Linked DNA regions of Homo sapiens: regions 1, 3, 4 and 5 are each linked to region 2. The links are chromatin contacts, found by Hi-C or POLR2A ChIA-PET in ENCODE. All regions are on one chromosome and are shown on one strand. The core of a region is the stretch at or near the end of the contact, and the rest is flanking DNA. Distances in the headings are between cores, read along the strand shown. Region 1 has its middle 93 kb from the start of UBE2E1. Region 2 has its middle 41 kb from the start of UBE2E2-DT. Region 3 has its middle 45 kb from the start of UBE2E1. Region 4 overlaps UBE2E1 (ubiquitin conjugating enzyme E2 E1). Region 5 overlaps UBE2E1 (ubiquitin conjugating enzyme E2 E1).

Region 1 (2,700 bases), core at 15-2,514, 550 kb after region 2:
CAGCATCTTGGGACTTTGTTAGGAACACAAAGTCTGATTTCTCCTCCAAGGAAGTGGAGGCTCAGCTTCTCGTCTCACACTAAAACCTGACTTCTCTCTCCCTACAAGCCCTATTCTTTGGGGTGATTCTCACTCTACAACTTTGCTTGTCCTGGTGCCTACATTTTCCTGGCCTCCCAGGGGCCATCACTGAAGCCCTGTATGGTCCAGCTCAAACGTTGCCTCCTCCATGAGACATCCCCAGGCCTCTGCTGCCAAGCAGCATCTCTCCAAATCCCTCCTCCAACTGCCGCTACTTCCATGCTAGTCCTTTATCGGTCTCTTCTCACATAATAGCGATTTGTAGATCTCCTTTCCTTCTAAACAGCAAGCTTCCTGAAGCTAGATCCAGTGCATTATTAATTATTGTATTCCCCTGGAGCCTCACTCGGTAAGATGAGCATGGTATGGGGCTCAATAATTATTCACTCAGTTGAATCCAAGTGGAAGAGTCTATGAAATCTACAAGCAACATCTGAGTGAGAGCCTGGGTCAGGAGAAAACAGAGTACTGTCAGGGGCAGAATTAGTCAACCTTGGTCCTCAGATGAGCGAGCTGTGGTTTATGCCAAAGCTGATCTGCACCAATGACCACATTGTGCCTGTTTGGTTTTCATGGTGTCATTTATCTAGAGGTGCAGAATTTTAGCTGGCCATCGTCCCTTTTGGGAACCTAACATTGTACCAAGGCCATCATAGGAGTCTCGCTTGGTATCCGAGTCCCGGGAAGTGTCCACGAGCAGAGTCTACATAGGTTCTATTTGAATGTCAGGGGGAATGAAACCAGAAATGAAAGCAAATTAATAGCCATAGAGATTTGTTTGATCACAAGAAATTACACGGAGGAAAAGTCTCCTATCTCCATGGAAAAATTTACACCCTTCTCCAGCCAGCTGTGTGAGTCGAGGAGAGATGGGGAAATTTGTAATCATTTGCAAGTTTGCCCAGAGGATGAGTTATGTCATTTTTCCTGCAACAATCTGTGCTGCTGGCTGACAGCGTGGAATTTCCTCCTGGATTGTGTTGGCGACTACTCATGAAAATGGCCAATTAGGCTGTGCAAAGCCAGAAACAGTGGCTTGCCGGAAACTGTTAAAGAGAGGGATGAGGCAGAGGATAAACTGAGTTCCCACATCGTGGCTGTTTGAGCATTCTGACCTCTTGCAGTGTTTGGTTTACTCAGGTTTCATCCAGCCTCTTGGTTTCACTGGCCACTGGCGAGCAGGACTGACCTCTTGACAAACAGTTCTTAGTCGCTTCCAGAGCCCAGGGCTGCAGCCCTTCTCTCCCCAACCCCCACAGAACATTTCCCTTGCAGGCACCTGGGAGACAGATGGCGCAATAGCCTGGGGAAACACTTCTTGGATCCAAGCTAAAGGGATGTAGGTTTCAGATTGTTTAGAAGGATGCTCTCTATAGAGCCACAGGCTGCTGAAAGCAGGCAAGTCAGAGCCTCCCTGATGGATCCCTGATTTTAGTGTGGTTGAATAATAAAGCTGAAAGGAACTTCTCCCAGTCACCGGCCCATTCTTATGTTTCAGGCAGGTTTTCTCTGACTCAGTCCCTCTATAAGAAGCTACCTGAGAGACCTAAATTAAGCCTGCCCTATAAATACATTTACTGCCTAGTGCAGAGCAGAGAAAATGACTTGTTTTAATATCTCATCTTTTCTAGCCCAGGCCCACTTTTATGCACAGGTGCTTTCTGTGTAGTTTGACTCTTACAAATCTGTCAGAATGAGGTTGCCAGATAAAAAACAGTATGCCCAGTGAAATGTGTCATGCAAAGAAACAATAATTTTTGAAGTACTTCCCAAAGATTACATGAGACATACTTATGCTAAGAAATCAGTTGATGTTTATCTAAAATGTAAATTGATCTGGGTTCTGTATTTTTATTTACTAAATCTAGCAATTCCAGCCAGGCAGATGCTGGACCTTTTTATTACTCCCCATCATCAGTCATCTGTTAATTTATCTTGATGGCAGGAGTTTCTATGACATGGTATATCAGCTATTTCCACAAAAATGCTGTGTAACCAACCACCCCAAAATTCACTGCCTTAAAACAATAATTACTTATTCTTGGGGATTTGTGGGTTGGCTGGAAGTCGGCTGGTAATATGGGCTGGTTGGGCTTGGGCATATCTGCTCTATGTGTCTCCCTTCCTCTTCCGAGACCTGTAGTGCAGCAGAGGCAGACCCAATGCACAAGCACTTTTCAAACCTTTGGCGACATCACACAAGCGAACATTCCATTAGCCCAACCAAGTCACAGGGTCAAATGCAAAATCAGGACACAAAACTGTAAAGGGTGGGATACAAGGAGAGGTAGAGAATGGAACCAAATAATCTCTCACACTGGGAAAAGACCACTGTGGAAAGCCAGGCAAGCCTAGGGTCTCACCGCACTTTGCCATCAACCAGATATGAGACCTTTGAAAAGTCACATCATCTCTCTGAACCACTGTTTCCTTATCCAGAAAATAGGGCTGTAGTGAGGTTTACAGTTTACAGATTTACTTATAATTGAGCTCCTCTTCAAAGGGCTGAGACCTCTCCTTCCTCTACCTTCCCCAAGCCACCACATGCACTGCAGCACTAAGGGCATACAGAAGTTCTGGGGTCTGCTGGGCCCTTCAAACACTGTTTGGCTACACAAC
Region 2 (2,700 bases), core at 157-2,656:
TATCCTCTCCTACATATCTCTGAATTTATTCTACCACATAACCTTCCTTATGAAAACACCTACTTATTTCTTAAATAATTTTGTTGTATATATTTAAAGAGTTGGAATCAAAAAATAAATTCATTTTCTCAAGTAATGAAAAAGCCAGATCTTCATTTCCATATCCCAAAAGTCAATTATGTAGAAATAAACAACATAAAGTGACAGACAACCTATTTATGAAGCTACATTGATTGCTCTGTGAAAACAAAAGTAGCTCAGTTTTCCTCAAGAGCATGTGAGGAGAGGTCTACAGTAGGACCTTAAAGAGAGGCACTAAAGTTCTTTGATAGGTACCCAACTCCCCATGTGAGATTGCTTAATTCAGTCTTGAACATAAAGGAAAACACACACACACACACATACACACACATGCACACACATGTGCATGCACACACACAGGAAAACTCAGTCTCTTTCTGAATGAAGGCAAAGCCCTATTGCTGGACATAAATGATAGGATGTGGTTTCAAGCATAGCAAAATATACACTCATTCTTCATTCATTCATTCATTCAATTACTCAGCAACTGTCTATTAGCAATTTCTACGTGCCAGCATCACGCTCAAATGAGAAAGACATGGTCCCTACCTTCAGAAGCTTCAAATCCAGTGGAGGGAGGAATACACTATTAACACTCTATTGACTGGGATTCTTAGCATTACAAATGACAGAAGTTACATAAGAACTTATGTGTGGGGAAGTTATTGGAGGTAACTGAATGTTCTAGTTGTAGATGTCAGGTATGACTGAGTCAAACAAAATCAACAGGCAATCTGTCTCATTCCATATTGGGGCTTTCCTTTTCTTTGATTAATTTCACTCTCAAGGCAGTTCTCACCTTATGGTGGTAAGAAGGTCACCAATAGTTCTAGGCATACATATCACCAGCTTAGGAACTAGTGTGGAAATAGAGTCCTTGCCCATTTTTTCCAACAAAAGTCCCAGAACTGACGCTAATTTAACCTAACTGGGGTCACATGCTCACCCCCGACTCACTCTCCATGACTACAGTGATAGAACATCTTACTTGGCCAGGCCAGTAGACTGAAAGTATGGGAGGGATGTTTTCACTAAGAAAAGAGGATGTCATTCAAGAAGGGGAATGGGTGCATGTAAAAAACAGATGTCCACCGCAACAACATCACAAGGCTGAGCATGAAACAAGGGTAACAGAGAGTGCTAAAGCAATATAGAAATAGAACATTTAATTGCAATGAAAGGAGGGGACTTAGGAGGCAGGCAGGTAGTTGTCAAATTCATAGAAAAGTGGCATTTTCGAAGCGGCAACTCTGGAAAAAGATCTGGGAATTCCCCACATATTTAAACATAGCTTTATCTTATGACTCAGCAATTCCACTCCTAGGTGTATACCCAAGAGAAATGAAAGCAAATGCGCATACAAACACCTGTACACAAAGGTTAAGCAGTGTTATTCACAATAGCCAAGAGGTATAAATAGTCCAAACCACCCGTCGACTGACAAATTTAGATAAGCAAATGTGGTACGGACACATAGCGAAATATTATCTGACCATAAAAAGGAGTGGAGTGCTGATAAACACTACAACATGGATAGACCTTGAAAACATTACGGTAAATGAAAGAAGCCAGACCCAAAAGACCACTTACTATATGATTCTGATATGAAATGTCCAGAATGGGGAAATAGAGACAGAAAGATTTGTGGTTGCTTAGAGCTGAAGGGAAAGGGGGACCTACAGGGTATGGGTTTTCTTTTGAGGGGATGAAACTGTTCCAAAGTTTACTGTGGTGATGATTGCACATATTTGTGAATATACTAAAAGTCACTGAATTATACACTGTAAATGGGTGAACTGTACAGTATGTAAACTGTATTTCAATAATGCCATTTTGACAAAATAATATTTAAAAGACAGGTTGGATTTCAACAAGTGTAATCTCAGGCTAGTACATATGAGGCTGGGGAGTTAATGTGACAATAGACATAGTGAGTTGCCTCACTTGTTTTACAAGTACGGCAGAGTCATGTGAGTCTCTAGAGGATGCTGTGGTGTGCAGCCCAGATTTCCCTTTCAGAACTAAACAATCTAGTTCCACAGCTACTGGGAGCACACCTGACAACAGCCCTCCACAGGAATTGCCCTCAGCAGCACAGGGCTACTCACCCAAGACCATGTCCCTCCCCAGCAAGAGCCTCCATCCAGTGACTGGTTGCTGTGAGTGTGTATAGAGGAACTGGACAGCCTTTTTTTTTTTTTTTTAAAGACAGAGTCTCGCTCTGTTGCCCAGGCTGTAGTGCAGTGGTGAGATCACAGCCTCCAGCTCCTAAGTTCAAGCTATCATCCTGCCTCAGCTTCCCATATAGCTGGACTACAGGTGAGTGCCACCACACCCAGCCAACTTTTTTGTACTTTTTTGTAGAGATGAGGTCTCATCCAGTCCGGCCTCAAACTTCTGGCCTCCAGGGATCCTCCCACCTCAGTCTCCCAAAACTCCCACAGGTGTGAGCCATCCTGCCCAGGTTCAGAATAGCTGTGAAAGGCCACTTATGCTTCAAAGCTCACCATGGGTTGTCTGAGGACTTTGCTGCGATCACACTGCAGCTTCACATCTCATCGTACCCACTCCTGGTTCCCTCTCCCGCTTCTTCCCAGAGTCTGCTTTCCATAGAATCCA
Region 3 (2,700 bases), core at 184-2,683, 600 kb after region 2:
GTTCATGGATAATAATAGTAGTCATGGCTGGGTGTGGTGGCTCACGCCTATAATCCCAGCACTTTGGGAGGCCGAGGTGGGCAGATCACCTGAGGTCAGGAGTTCAAGACCAGCCTGGCCAACATAGCAAAACCCTGTCCTTATTAAAAATACAAAAATTAGCTGGGCATGGTGGTGGGCGCCTGTAATCCCAGATACTAGGGAGGCTGAGGCAGGAGAATCGCTTGAACCCAGGAGGTGGAGGTTTTGGAGAGCTGAGATTGCGCCACTGCACTCCAGCCTGGGCAACAAGAGCAAAACTTTGTCTCAAAAAAAAAAAAAAAAAAAAAAAAGTAGTCACTAACATGTATTGAACCATCATTCTATGTCTGACCATGTGTTGAGAGCTTAACATAGACCACTGCAATTAACTCTCCCCAGACTTGTAAAGGTAAAGGCTGTTATTATCTTGCATTTTACAGAGAAGCAAACAGAGGCTCCAGGATGTTAAGTAATGTACTGAAGTTTTCTTAGTCTTTGGAGGAGTCAAGATTTACTTCAAGCATTTAACTACTAAACTATCCACGCTATAAAAGCGCTATGAGGACAGAATGGTATTCTATAAATATAGGCATCAGCATTATTATATTTCCCTGTGTATGCTCTGAACTCCCAAAGACACTGAATGATAAAGCAGAAATTATTAACAGGTCTTTTTTATGTGTATGACTGGTTGTTTGGACCCCAAAATATTCCACTAGTGGCACCCAGTGGCACCCATAGGCATTGATTAACCCCACTCAGAGTCTCTAGGCCTTGGAAGACCAATTTGACTGTGAGTGGTAAGATAGAAGCAGACTAACTCACCCCAAAGAACATTTTACATGGTCCCCAAGCCCTCCCCCAGCAGCTCTGGCAGAGATGAACCTAGTCACTCTGCCCTCACTATTGCAGGCCAAAGTGGCGGGGGCCAGGCACAATGACCTAAAAGGAAATTTGGTTCTGATAGACTAACAGAGGAGATAGGATATGTGTGGGGTTCTGTGCTTGGCGCTAGAATTTGTGGTTGGCAAATGCAAAGAGGCTGTTAAGTGCCCGCATATAAGATGATGAAGAATACTTCTTCCCTGTAAGTCTATTCTCAGCACTGGCAGGGGCCCCCTGCAGCAGGAAACGTTGGGTTTACAGGGCAGGGTCCCTTCCTCTGCTGCAGATGCCCCTGTTTAATGGCCCTCCCTCTGCTCAGGCTGAGAGGGCCTGACCCTCACGGGACAGAAGTCAGCCACTGCTGAGCTTTGCATTTTCAGGTCTTTCAAATGCATTGTGTTTGTCCCCAGCCAGCTTCTGCAGGGGCCCAGGTTGGTGAGTGGGTGCTAATTTGCCTAACAGGCAAAAGGGGGTTTGTGTATCACCAATGTCTTTTGGGAGGGAAATTACAACCTGCTGAAGGGGGAGCTGGAGGTGATCAAATGTGACTAAATGCGGTAAAACCAGCAACTTCACAACTTCTTGTTGTGAATGCGGTAAAACCACCAACTAAATGCGGTAAAACCGACTAAATGCGGTAAAACCACCAACTTCACCAACTTCTTCTGAGGAGACCAGCTGGGGGAAGGGGGCTGGAGGTAGAATTATACTTGTTGGCACAAACAGTGGGAAACTGGGAGAAAAGAAAGACCCCCAAACCACAGGCCTCCTTCTAATCTGGACCTTGAGTAGGAAGGAAGGATTTTGGGAAGGGTCCCCTTATCCTACAAATGAGGAAGCTGATATCTAAAAAAGCCTCAGGACTACAGCAAGTATGCCCTCATAGTAAACACAGAGCTGCAATCAATCCCAGGCCTCCTGGGCCCCAGGTCTGGACTTTTCCATCCCAGTGCTCCCTCTATGGGTTAACATCACACACCCAAGTTTGAGCAAACATTTAGTTGTAAAATGGCTGATGTGCACGTTCTAATGAATAAGCCACAGTTTAAGCACGTCAGGCAAGAAAACTTGGGGTAAGGCATCTATTTTAGAATGGTTGGGGGTGGATGTGGAGGACATATGTTGGTTTTCCTGCCCACCAGTGCCACCACTTACAGTGTTCAGGTGTCTGTCACACAGCACAATGTTGTCCTGCCAAGGAGTCAATTGAGTCAATATCCACCTTTAGTTCTGCTCACTCAACTATCTGTCCTAGGTGTGGGTTTTCTTCTGCCCAGAGGAAGGCAGGTCAAAGGTGCCATCTGCTCCCCAAGAAGTGGGGGCATAGGTCTGCATCAGCCTGGAGGGGGTGCCTGTTTCCAACTCACAAGGGTCCCACATAGGCTAGCTATGGCATCTTGCATCCATCCCTTCTTCTTTTGAAGCTGAAACACAATTTTCTTTCGTGGAGTCAGGCCCTACCCAATCTCAGTCCTGTGGTTTGATGGAGCAGACCCCACTCTCATCTTCAGGAATGGACCACTGACCCAAGCCTGTAGCCATTTTAAGGATGGGCACCTGACTTAGTGAGAATAACTACAGAATTATTGCTGGAACTGTTGATACCAAGCCAATCCTTTTCTTGGAGTTGCTAATCTCGGGAGAGGTGGAGGGAGCAGAAAAGAAGATAGCATTGCAAGAAGCCTCGGAATCAGTTGAGTCTGACCAGATTCGTCTTCTTATGGTTAGTTATACGAACCAATTCTCTGTTTTACTCAGGCTGGGTTAGGTTGACTCTCCCTGGCAACCAAGAGA
Region 4 (2,700 bases), core at 35-2,534, 670 kb after region 2:
GGTTTAATTTTTGAGAAGATACACAGTATACTTAGTGATTAAAAAGTTAGGTATTTAAATCTATGAGAAAATGGGATCATTATTTGGATATTTACCAGTGCTAATCGAAGCAGTTGCTGGTAAAGGCGTTGGAGTTGATGCATATAGATAGAAGTTACTTTTGCAATAAAACATTAGAGTCACCATCAGAACAGAAGACTTGAAAAATTTTATTTGACTCAAATTACAAACTGAGCATTTATGGGTGTCTGTGTGTGCATAGCACTGAATTAGATCATCTGGAGATACAAAAGTGTGATAGATGCTTTCAATATAAAATAAACGTTACATAGCTACTGAACAAGACATTATATAAAGGTTCGTTAATGACCTAAGATGTAAATTTGTTTATAATTTTTATCATAGTTCAATTTCATCTAAACCTTATGTGATTTCAGTGTTTTCCTCAGATTTGTCTCACACTCTAGTCTGGTGATTTCCAGGCTTGTGCCTGTCCCAGCACACCTAAGGAAGAGGGAAAATGTCCATCAATAAGTAACAGGGGTTTACTTTCAGTGGACAGGGTGGATGGAAGGAGAGATTAGCAAATTTGGGGTGAAAAATAAAAGCCCTCCAGTGGTTCTGACAAGCTGTAGCTAGAGGGGGGTGGCAGTTGCAGAAGGGGCAGTTTCTCCGTCTTGTATTTTTTATTTTTTTCTTTGATTCTTGAAAATAAGTTCTTATTTTTGATAAGATGGAGGATTATTATTATTATTATTTTGAGACAGGGCCTCAAAAAAAAAAAAAAAAGAGAGGGCCTCGCTTTGTTGCCTAGGCTGGAATGCAATGGTGTGATCATAGCTCACTGCAGCCTTGAACTCCTGGGGTCAAGCGATCCTCCCACCTCAGCCTCCTAAGTAGCTGGGACAACAGGTGCACTCCACAAAGTCCAGCTTTTTTTTTTTTTTTAATAGAGACAGGATCTCACTATGTTGCCCAGGCTGGTCTGGAACTCCTAAGCTCAGATGATCCTCCTGCCTCAGCCTCCCAAAGTGCTGGGATTACAGGTGTGAATCACCACACCCAGACCCAGCTGTTTTCTAAATTTTTTTGGAGAGGTGGGGTCTTGCTGTGTTGCCTGGGCTAGTCTCAAACTCCTGGTCTCAAGCAGTCCTTCTGCCTCAACCTCCCAAAGCACGGGGTTTACCAGTAGCCTGAGCCCCCATACCTGCCCCTCTCCTGGAAAAGTGCTGAAGTGGGAAAGTTTACAGATTTAGGGAGTCCAAGGAAAAGGTTGAGGTCGAGCTAATAAGAGAAGGAGAAAGGAAAGAGGAACTGAGAAAGGAAAGGGGTCTAGAAGAGCGGTTAGAAATGGGGACTTTGGTTTTCCCCTCAGGCTTAGCTCACTACTTTCTATAAATAAGAGATGTCTGAAAGAGAAGCAGATAAAAGGAGAAAGCCTTCAGCAAATTTGTGAGTTGATAAGCATGGATTGATTGGCTCTGTTGGCCTGGGTTCTTGAGGAGTTTGCTGCTATTTCGGAATTTCTGTAGAGAAACCCTGGCATTGTCAGGATATGGGTATGCCACATGTTTCCCTTCCTCCCCCTTCCCTCCACTCCTTCTTATTACCTAGCTAGCTACACCTGGAATTTTGGTTCTAGAATAATTTAAAAGATACTTTGTCAAGAAAATATCTTTGGAAAAATCATGCATATATTATTTTTCCTTTTTTCTTTTTAACTACTTCCTGGTTCTTTAGGCTCCTCTAATTCTTACATGCATGTGCTTGATCTCTGGGCCATGCTTGCTTCTAGTTAAGTAGCCTTTCAGGATGGTGTTTAATTTATTCTGAGCCCTTTATAATATCCCCTGACAAGAGCATGGAGTGGATAGAGGGAGTCTTAGTCAATATGTATTATAAATAGATTTAGGGTTCACAAAGGTCAGCAGCCTTCATCTCTTGCCCTACCCCCATCACACACAAAAATAAAAATCACAAATAATAAAGGATTTTAAGAGTTATACCAGTCGGGAGTGGGTTCATTTTTTTGTTTTTGTTTTTGTTTGTTTTTGGCAAGCTGAAGTCATCTGTTGGATCCAAAAATGCATAAAAATCTTCAGGCTTATAGAACCAACAGCATCAAAGGAAGAGCAGTGTGACTCAATATTGGGGTGGGGGCAGGTTTGGGGTTTTGGTTGTGTAGAAGCTCCTTATGAGAGAACAGTGTGATGCTTGGAGCTGTGGAGAATCCAGCCACTGCTTTTTCTCTCTTCCTTACCTTATTACTCTTCTTGATTCACCTGGATGTGGAAACTGTCCCTGTTTAAGAGTGGCCTTGTCAATGCTCTCTGTGTATCATGTGTACAGTAGGGAATGTGTCAAGCCAGATGAGTGGTCTCATTGAAACATCAGCAAATCAGTATATCGTAGAATTTAGATCCCCCTTGGAGGTGGTGGTGATAGCTAACTTCTGTTGCGGTCTTAACTGTGGGTCAAGTTTTGTTCTAAGGACTTTGAACATTAGAAACTCATTTAAAACTTAAACCATTCCTGTTGGTGGTCATGTAATCCCATTTTACAGATTATGAAATCAACATTAAGGTTATGTGCAGCTTAGTAAGTGGAGAAGCCAGAAGAACCCACGTGATCTGGCTTCAGGGCCGATACTCAACCACTGTACTTTGGAGAGAATTAGTCATTCTGATACCACTTTTGTTA
Region 5 (2,700 bases), core at 186-2,685, 700 kb after region 2:
GGTTCAAGCAATTCTCCTGCCTCAGCCTCCCGAGTAACTGGGATTACAGGCAGGTACCACCATGCCTTGCTAATTTTTTTTGTATTTTTAGTAGAGACAGGGTTTCACCATATTGGCCAGGCTGGTCTCAAACTCCTGACCTTGTGATCCACCCACCTTGGCCTCCCAAAATGCTGGGATTACAGGCATGAGCCCAGCTGTGGTTTCTTATATCATACTGTTAAGTGTACTTTTAAAGCTTTAAAAAGCAGTGTTAACCCTTTCTTAAAACAGATTTCAGGGAAGACAGACGTTTAAAACATTAGCCTTCTCTCCCCATCTGGAGTATGGTTTGGAAGTCATTGCTTTGTAGTAAGGCATTATTTTCCTGGTACATTGCCAAGGACCAACAACTGTTAAATCAACAAACTAAGATTTTCTTCTAGATTTGTATCGGATTGTGACTTTGCTTTCTCCCTTTCATCACCCATTAATGCTTAGTAAAGCCACTATGGACCTCACGTATCTAAACCCTTCCCTGAAATGCATCTCTCTTTTCATACCACTCCAATGGGAACTCCTGTTGATTTGTTTCTGGGCCCTGACAGATTAGCAGGAAAAGAAAGCGCTTTAGAAAAGTGAGAGGGGAGTTCAGAGGTTAGAGGGGAATCAGAAAATTAATGTCATGATTATCAAGAATGTTTCCAGAAGGCAGGGCTCATCAGTCCTTGACAAAAAGGCTGATGAAAAAAATGGAGTTGAGTGCAGCCGATCACCTCAATAATCCTAGCAGTTTGGCAAGCTGAGGCAGGAGGATCACTTAAGTCCCGGATTTTGAGGTTGCAGTGCGCTGTGATCACAACACTGCACTCGGCCTGGGTGACAGAGCTAGGCTGTCTCTTAAAAAAAAAAAAAAAAAAGAGAGAGAATGAGAAATGCCATTTAATTTTGAGCCTGGCAGGTCTTTGGTGACTTTTGAGACTAGTTTACTGTGGAATGTTGAGGTAAAGTAGGACTGAATCACATGTAGAGGGATCTGTGTGTATTTAGGAGAAGCATCAGGAAATTGGCACTGAAGGGCAGGAGAAAGCTGGCCCAGCAGCCTGGAGGGGTAGAGGTGTTCAGGAGTATGTTTTAGAGTCTGGTGGTTTTTTTTTTCTTTCTGCATAGGAAAGTTTGAACTTTTTGTAACCAAGTGTTCTATTCACTGTTAAAGTAAAAGAGGAATTAGGTAAAGACCACATGTTTATCTTAGAAAGAAGCACACATTTTTGTGAAATGAAAGAAGAGAGGAGTGAAAATAGAAATTTTCATGTGGGAAGAATTGAAGTTGAGGTAGCAAGGAATACCAAGACAACTGAGAAGTCCTTATAAAGAACACATTCAGTACTTTTAAGATGTTATTTTCCAAAACATACACTTTTGGGTTGCCTGTCAGACTGGAGATGTATGCCTGTCGAGTCACGTTACACTGAATTTATTTAGGAAATAGTCTGACATACAGAAGTTTCACTTCTCCTGCCACTTGTGAAGGATTTGTCTCATTGGTGTGGTGTCAGCCTGGTGAGATAGGACTTGCTTGTGGTTTGGAAGCTGTCTGTGGGCAACTCCAAGAGCTGTTGTGCTCTGCCTCTTTATGAACCTTCTGTGCTTATGGAAATGGTTCCCAGCGTGTGCTCCTCAGGAATGAGTCTGAGTGACAGAGGTGCCAGTAGGCTATGAGATGGTAGCAATGACCTTAGCTAGTCTTTTTTGTTTGTTTTGTTTTGAGACAGAGTCTCGCTCCGTTGCCCAGGCTGGAGTGCAGTGGTGCGATCTCGGCTCACTGCAACCTCTGTCACCCAGGTTCAACCTCTGTCACCCAGGTTCATGCCACCGTGCCTGGCTAATTTTTGTATTTTTATTGGAGATGGGGTTTCACCATATTGGCCTGGCTGACCTTAGCTAGTCTTTCTTAAGAGGCTGGGAGCCTGAGGACAGTTGAGAGGTACTGAGCTAGTTAAACCTCAGGCGCTTTCCCTGCGAAGGCTCTATGGCAGATACCACTTGGGGCTATAGAAGCTGTTACCTACAGTGTAAATTCTGGATTTCAATGCAGAGGGCAGACATAGGGCTACTAATTTTATTTTGTTTTGCAAGGACATTGAAAAAAAGTCATTGTTTACTGTCGTCAGCATTTTATAAAAGGGAGGATACTTTTTAATCACAAAATATGAAGAAGTTTATTATTTGTTTTTTGAGATGGAGTCTCGCTCTGTCATCCAGGCTGGAGTGCAATGGCATGATCTCGGCTCACTGCAACCTCTGCCTCCTGGGTTCAAGCAATTCTCCTGCCTCAGCCTCCCGAGTAGCTGGGATTACAGGCATGCACCACCACGCCCAGCTGATTTTTGTATTTTTTGTAGAGACAGGATTTCGCCATGTTGGTCAGGCTGGTCTTGAACTCCTGACCTCAGATGATCCACCCACCTTGGCCTCCCAAAGTGCTAGGATTACAGGAGTGACCCACTGCGCCCGGCCAGGAACTTTATGACAATGGAAGACAAACCTTTATATTGAGTAAATTAAAATTTATGAAAAAAATGTAATGCTTTCTCTTATTCTTACCACTCGTGTGTAAGAACAACTGACCTGCAGCACTGAAGCTATTCATTTTTGAGAAACTTGTCCTAAATACTTGTCCTCCCTCCTCCCCACTTTCTCACAAGTAAAAGAAAGGGA

Evidence for each region. A loop is a pair of places that touch in the nucleus more often than their neighbours do. ChIA-PET counts read pairs that join two places held with the same protein, here RNA polymerase II (POLR2A). Pooled maps may share reads with other maps.
Region 1: a map with no recorded cell type shows a loop between it and region 2 (2.0-fold over the local background). The contact joins two enhancer-like sites. A Hi-C loop is called at or near these places in 3 of 37 single-sample maps with no recorded cell type and 2 of 50 pooled maps.
Region 3: a map of GM12878 shows a loop between it and region 2 (6-fold over the local background). The contact joins two enhancer-like sites. A Hi-C loop is called at or near these places in 1 of 168 maps with a recorded cell type or tissue (GM12878), 18 of 37 single-sample maps with no recorded cell type and 5 of 50 pooled maps. POLR2A ChIA-PET finds 5 or more read pairs at or near these places in 2 of 52 experiments (BJ and WTC11).
Region 4: a loop to region 2 is called in a map with no recorded cell type, with 12 times the contacts of the local background. The contact joins two enhancer-like sites. A Hi-C loop is called at or near these places in 7 of 37 single-sample maps with no recorded cell type and 4 of 50 pooled maps.
Region 5: a pooled map shows a loop between it and region 2 (2.8-fold over the local background). The contact joins two enhancer-like sites. A Hi-C loop is called at or near these places in 3 of 37 single-sample maps with no recorded cell type and 2 of 50 pooled maps.

What each region holds. Positions count from the first base shown.
Region 1 is chr3:23,711,720-23,714,419 of GRCh38, forward strand. No RefSeq gene overlaps it. Among named protein-coding and RNA genes, the nearest start is that of UBE2E1, 93 kb to the right of the region's middle. Within about 2 kb of position 1,265, at least 7 of the 41 ENCODE cell types and tissues checked have a DNase peak (open chromatin) inside an H3K27ac peak, as active enhancers do.
Region 2 is chr3:23,160,970-23,163,669 of GRCh38, forward strand. No RefSeq gene overlaps it. Among named protein-coding and RNA genes, the nearest start is that of UBE2E2-DT, 41 kb to the right of the region's middle. RefSeq lists enhancers at 850-1,109, 1,220-1,369. Within about 2 kb of position 1,407, at least 3 of the 41 ENCODE cell types and tissues checked have a DNase peak (open chromatin) inside an H3K27ac peak, as active enhancers do; they include GM12878, where a contact is called at or near this core.
Region 3 is chr3:23,759,763-23,762,462 of GRCh38, forward strand. No RefSeq gene overlaps it. Among named protein-coding and RNA genes, the nearest start is that of UBE2E1, 45 kb to the right of the region's middle. RefSeq lists enhancers at 1-118, 631-1,267, 1,268-1,904, 1,489-1,538, 1,639-1,758. Within about 2 kb of position 1,434, at least 4 of the 41 ENCODE cell types and tissues checked have a DNase peak (open chromatin) inside an H3K27ac peak, as active enhancers do; they include GM12878, where a contact is called at or near this core.
Region 4 is chr3:23,828,392-23,831,091 of GRCh38, forward strand. The region is part of intron 3 of UBE2E1 (ubiquitin conjugating enzyme E2 E1); the gene reads left to right. Among named protein-coding and RNA genes, the nearest start is that of UBE2E1-AS1, 23 kb to the left of the region's middle. RefSeq lists enhancers at 1,019-1,448, 2,368-2,577. Within about 2 kb of position 1,285, at least 2 of the 41 ENCODE cell types and tissues checked have a DNase peak (open chromatin) inside an H3K27ac peak, as active enhancers do.
Region 5 is chr3:23,856,121-23,858,820 of GRCh38, forward strand. All of the region lies in intron 3 of UBE2E1 (ubiquitin conjugating enzyme E2 E1), which reads left to right. Among named protein-coding and RNA genes, the nearest start is that of UBE2E1-AS1, 51 kb to the left of the region's middle. RefSeq lists an enhancer at 1,368-1,497. Within about 2 kb of position 1,436, at least 5 of the 41 ENCODE cell types and tissues checked have a DNase peak (open chromatin) inside an H3K27ac peak, as active enhancers do.